2 separate regions of the Mus musculus genome follow, and region 2 is linked to region 1. The links are chromatin loops, found by intact Hi-C in ENCODE. Cell type or tissue: gastrocnemius. All regions are shown on one strand. Links, peaks and the distances in the headings refer to the core of each region. The heading gives the core; the rest is flanking DNA.

Region 1 (2,905 bases), core at 179-2,678:
ATTTGGCCTGCTTGAGATTTCTTGGCACCCAAGATATTAGGGTATATTTGGAAAACACAGCAGGAACTTGAGCATGAGGCCATTCCTACAGGAATTTGGCCCCTGGATGCTAATGTCAAGGCTGCCTGTCCCAGAGCCAGGGATCTGTTGAATCACTGTTGGAGGAGGGCACACCAAGCTCACTCTGGCTTACAGCAAAGGTCTGCTGGGGTCCATTTTAGATCACCAGGCAGGCAGACCTGTGGACCTTGCACCTTCCTTATCAGCCTTCCTTTCTCTCTTTGGGACAACACCTGCCTGACATCTCTTAGCATATCTCGAACGGAAAAGGGAAAAATAAGAAATCAAGTCATACTCAATAAATCTGTTTGCTGCCCCTTTTCCGTCTCCTGCCTGAGGTAGAGGTTGTCAGCACAATCAGCCCCCGGGTGGGGGGCTCCTTTGATGTGTACAGCTAGGACCCCCACCTAAGGGTATTGGGACTTAGGGTTGGCTTTCCAGATGTTTCTCATAGGCTTCTCCAGACAAGCTACTCATTCAGCTTGCGAATGCCCTCAGAGGGAAAGGAAAGATAAGACCAGCCCATTAAAGGCAGCTTCCCCACTCACTGTGCTCCTTCCTCTCTCGATGGCTTCTTAGAGCCTAAACTTGTCCTGTGTGTTCAGTTTTTGTTTATTTGGCATGGCCAGCTCACACCCTAGGAGGCGAGTTTTTGTTGTTGTTGTTTCCGAGACAGGGTTTCTCTGCATAGTCCTGGCTGTCCTGGAACTCACTCTGTAGACCAGGAAGGGAGTTTTAAGAATGACATACATAGTTCAGGCCTAATCAACCTGCTTTGAGAACCTAGGAAGAAGGACTGGGGAGGAAATAATGTGCTGGGCCTACTTTAAGTAGAGAGATGCCTAGGAAGTGTGAGAGGGGTTGGGCGGGCTGGCAGCTCAAGGCGGAGCAGGGAGAGTACATTCTCTAAAGTCAGTTTTGACCTTTGGTGAGGATTAAAGATTGTCAAGTGACACGCTGTTGTAGGAGGGGGACCTGCCCTAGCTGAGCCACAGGTGGCTGATCTTCTCTTGTCCTGGTTTGGGTTACCAGTAGTGGGCCTTAGAATCACTGGTGTGCGACTCCAGAGATGATCTAATGTGCCTGCCACCGGGTACCTTCCGCGCTTAGTCACAAGATGTGCTCAATAACATAGGTGTCGCTGGATGACCTCAGGCTACCTTGGGCTTCTTCAGGTCTTCTGGCTGCTTGGCAAGGAGTGAAGTCTCTGTGAGTCTGAATTGCTGAAGATTGCCTGCCACCTACCTAATCTTGAAGTTTTGTTAAGTGGGGGATTGAGTCTCAGATTGGTTTGGAGTTTTCTTTCTTTCTTTCTTTCTTTCTTTTTTTTTTTTTTTTTTTTTTTCTTTTTGAAACAAACTTCTCAGAAGCACGTGGTATTTCTCTCACTGTTCTCTCTCTCCCTGTCTGGCTATGATAAAAGTTCCTGTCCAGCTGGGTTTTTCAGCCCAGTTCACAGATAGCTGTCCACTTTTCTGGTGGGCGTGGGAGGATGGCTTTGGGCTTCTCTTTGTAGGACCTGCTCGCCTAGCTACCTGGGAGTGGTGCACAATCCTATTTTTATTTATGTCACCAGCAGGGTGTCCTATTGGACTCTGCTTTCATCCTCACCAAAGGCAGCCGGCTGGTGAGCCTTGAGCAGTGGGTGGCCATTCTCTGGAGGTGTCTGGAGACTGGGTGAAGTGGCTGCGCCATTGGGGGGCGCGGGGTGGGAGGCTGCAGATTATCGTTTTAGTTGATGAAGCTCAAAATGGTAAAGGACGGAGATTTGTTTTCCTTCCAGATGGGGGCCCTTAGCCCAGCCTACTGGGGAGAACCCACTGACGTTGCGTTTGGGGTTCACCTCTCCCTTGGTGGTTGCGGCCATCCTCCTGCCCTCCGAAGCCAAGGCAACCTAGGCTGGGGATCAGTTTTTTCGTCCCCGGCAAGAGGTACATGGTGGAGGAGGACTGGACCCGCCTCGGGAGTGCTGCAGTAGTAGTTGGAGAGAAGTGGAGTCTTCTCTCTTCACCCTCAGAAGCCTCGCTCGCGTCGTAATTCTTTTTATTTTTACTTTCGAGCCTTGTAAGGCAGGCGGCCGGGGTAAAAGCGCTGCGGCGACACGTTGCCAGCTGCGCAGCACCGCCCGTGTGGCCTGAAGCAGGGGAGAGGGCCGGCCACGCGCCACCTGCCCGGCTCCCCTGGGTCCCTGGGTGCCGCACGGGAGCCCGGGAACCCAGCCTGGCCAAAGGGCCTCCCTGCGGACCCGCGCCGCAGCTCGGGGTCGCCCAGCCCACGTTTTCCGTCTCTCCGGCTCTCTCCGCCCCTCCCTCCCCGCGCTTCCCCTCCTCCTGCCTGGTCATGTGTCGCCTTTTTTTGTTTGCAGTGGAAACAATTTCTCGCCGCTCGGCGCGCCCCGGCCCCGACGCGCCGCAGCGGAGGCGAGCGGGAGGCGGGACGGGGCGTGGAGAGCGGCGGGGCCGGCGGGAGGACGCGGCGCCCGCGGACGCTCGCTCGGGGCCCATGCCGCGCCGCTTCCCGCACCCCTGTCGCCCGCATCCGCGGCCGCCCCCCGCCGCCCGCCCAGGGCTCGAGCGTCCACTGCGGGACCCCGAGCGATGCCCGCTGGGCGCCAGCGAAACTTTGTCGGCTGCGCTGAAGGCAGCGGCGGCCCGGCGCCGCGCTCGGCCAGGTGAGTCGGTGCCCGCGCCCGCCCGCACCACCCAGGCTGGGGTCCGCATTCCAGAGCCGTCGCAGCGGCACGGGGACGGGGCTCGCAATGCGGGGCGCGGGCCAAGCTGGACCCGGGGTGGGGGGACCCCAGTCCTGAGCCGGGAAGTTGCCCGCCCAGGAGTTTCCTGCCCCG
Region 2 (2,905 bases), core at 94-2,593, 150 kb before region 1:
CCCATGCCATGTACTATGGATGGGAAAGTCCCCTGACATTGCTGTAACTCTGATCTATTATCCACCTGCTAGGATGTAAACACTGTGCATGTGGCAAATCGCTTTATATGCCAATAAAGCCTGTGTTTTGGAAAAATGTCGGACTGTTTGTATCCAAAACATTGTTTGGAATCAAGTTCTCTAAAACAGGCAAATTAAGAATAGGAAGTGATATCCTGAATAGCATCATTAAAATTCCAGGAAAGGACAGACATCTTGCAAATGCAAGATGTGGTGAGGCTATAATTAGGCAGCAACCACACCACTGGTCTGCTTGAGAATACTGCTTCTCCTTAGACTCTGTTCCTGTCTGACCAAGAAGAGTCACTGTAAGGATGATCCAACAGGCAGGGCTAGCCTTCTCAAAGGCTACTACACCAGGCCCTTCACTACTGTGGCTTTTTCTTTTATAAAATAGGGGATAGAATTTTGTACAAAAGAGCAGAGTATAGCATTTTAAAATAAACTAGAGGAAGAGAAGGAGGCATACGGCTTGTCATATAGAGCTTGTCAGGTTTTTTTCTCCACTCCAAAACTTCCCAGACATGTATTAGTATACACACACACACACAAAATCTGTCTTATTTACTAAATCTCAGGGCATCAATGACATACAGGACCTGACAGACTGACATCATAGTGAGTTCCATCTTGCTGATGCCGTGAGGTACTGAGTGTCCCTGCCCCAGTGAGCATTTGTTCCTTTCTCTCTTTAGCATCAAATAGCACAAAGGAAAGAGTCAAGAACTAATAATTTTCCTATGGGCACCGTGGTCTTTAAGTGTGTATTTTTAGCAGAGGGCGTCCTTTGTTGTGGTTAGGTTGACCAAACATTCTGCTTTGTTTGTGGTGCTTCTGGTCTGTGCCCGCAGACGCAGTGAGGTCCCCACTGATGTCTATTTTTATCTCCCATCAGCGTCCTCATTTGCATGATAAGTTTTGCTCACCTAGCTAGCTCGCTCGCTCGCTCGCGTGGGCTGTCAGTGTGTCTAACATTAGCAGATGTAGTTTGTTCAGGTCTCCTCTTCTGCAGAGAAAAGTTGCTTACAATCAAAAAGAAGAAACAAAACAAAACCGGAGTCCTGGAGATCCATCAAGGCATTGAGGAACAAGGTTGAAGGTGAAAACCCACAGAAGGGAAGCTGAGCCTCTGGGCCTGTTTCCTGTTACTAGTGTGACTTTGTTAACCAATATCCATAATTCATATATCCAGAGGGCTAAAATGTAAGACAAACAATTGACCTTTTGGAATACTTGCTGCGGTTAAATCCCAGGAGAGCATGCTTTCTGGGGTGATAGAAACGACCTAAGATTGGATTCAGAGAAGGCTATGATGGTATGATTGGATTCATGAAAACCATTAAATGAATCCTTGTAGTTGGTGACTTTAATGGCGTGTAAATGGCTTCTTGTACTCCAAGGAAGTGTTTTCGGAGGCGAAATGGATGGATTCAATAAAGGGGATGCCAGTGAAGAGAGAATTGGTGACTTAGAAGATGGAGCAGAAGGAAATAAAGCCCAAGGCTGGAGTGTACTTCTGTGGGGCCCTGGAGTCTGTCCTCAGTGCCAAAGTAATAATGAGATAGCAACAAGAACAGTGACACCGGGAGGTGGCAGCACAGACAATAAACAAGATCATGAAGACATAAAATGTGGTAGGAATACCCCACAGATATGTAACTGTATATTCATCAAGAGAGAGAAAATGAGACAGAAGAGGTGTTTGTGGGGGGCAGTGTTTCAGGTTTTGTTGTTTCTGTTCTATTTTGTTTTGTTTTGTTTTGTTTTGAAGCAAGCTCTCCCACCGTAGCCCTGGCTGGCCTAGAATTCTCTATGTACAACAAGCTGGACTGAATTCACAGAGGTCCACCTGTTTCTGCCTCCCGAATGCCAGGATTAAATGCACGTGCCCCCATGCCCAGCTTCAAGTTTCTGTAACCCTTATTTATTTACTGTGGGTGTATGTGTGCGTAGGGAGGGGCACATGCTGTGACTGTGTGTGAAGGTCAGAGGGCACTTTATGAGATTTGGCTTTCTCCTTAAACCATGTGGGCCCTTGGGATTGAACTAAAGTTGTCAGGCTTGGCAATGTGCAACTTGACCTGCTGAGCCATCTCACAGGCCCAGAGAATGTTGGGGAAGCCCTAAGATATGGAACAGTGTACATACATATATACATATATATGTGCTCGTGCACACATACTCTAGCATTGTACAATTCTGAAAACAAACAGTAGTTAGAGTTAGGACCAGCAACTATTTGCCTTAATGGAGCCACCATGAGACTGACAGCAGAGTGTCTTAATGGAAACAATAAGGATCAGGTGGAAGTGGAACTTTTTGTGTGTCATTGCTGAAGGAAAACAACTGTTTGTCAGGTTCAGCATCTAAGACTCTTCAAGATTGAAAAACCAGTGGTTTTAAAGGGTGGCCGGGCTAACTTGCACTAAAGACAACTCCTTCAAGGGTACCTGTAGGATAGAAGGAATGTTGTTCCCGATGAGTGCTCGGATCTGCAGGAAGCAGGGAAGACCCACAGAAACAACAATTCGTTCAATGTAAGTAAATATTGACTAGATAAATAATGGTAATTGAGCCCCACGGAGCTTAACATAGACAGGGAGTAGACAAATGGCCAAGGAAGAGTGTAAGCAAAGAAGCTAATAAAGTGAAAGTTGTCCCGAGTTCCTCGTGGTGAAGGGCTAGTTTGTATTAACCATTGCTAAGTTAAGGATGCATATTTTAAACTCTGGGTAATCATTAAAAGAATGATGAACAAATGTATAAACAATAAGCTGAGGGAGATAAAATAGAATAATGAAGAATAATTAGATAATTCAAAAGGAACAGGAATGGAGTAGGGGAT

Evidence for each region. Peaks named below come from ENCODE experiments on the same cell type or tissue, not always from the same donor. Only the 100,000 strongest peaks of a DNase experiment are listed, where the experiment ranks them.
Region 2: it touches region 1 in a loop (2.1-fold over the local background); 5 of 42 quality-filtered maps call a loop at or near these places.

Annotation. Positions count from the first base shown.
Region 1 is chr12:99,392,578-99,395,482 of GRCm38, reverse strand. All of the region lies in intron 1 of Foxn3 (forkhead box N3), which reads left to right. It overlaps Gm51999, which reads right to left. Exons shown (of 1, transcript XM_030247043.1): 1 at 1,839-2,905. The coding sequence ends at 1,854. Among named protein-coding and RNA genes, the nearest start is that of Gm51999, 1.9 kb to the right of the region's middle. In gastrocnemius, for the core only: a CTCF peak has its summit at 1,644; DNase peaks (open chromatin) are centred at 1,829 and 2,345; H3K4me3 peaks cover 1,245 bases; H3K27ac peaks cover 2,500 bases.
Region 2 is chr12:99,542,734-99,545,638 of GRCm38, reverse strand. It overlaps a transcript of Foxn3 not described here. Among named protein-coding and RNA genes, the nearest start is that of Gm26839, 20 kb to the left of the region's middle. In gastrocnemius, for the core only: a CTCF peak has its summit at 1,636 (motif pointing right); no DNase peak of the experiment used is centred there; H3K27ac peaks cover 1,506 bases.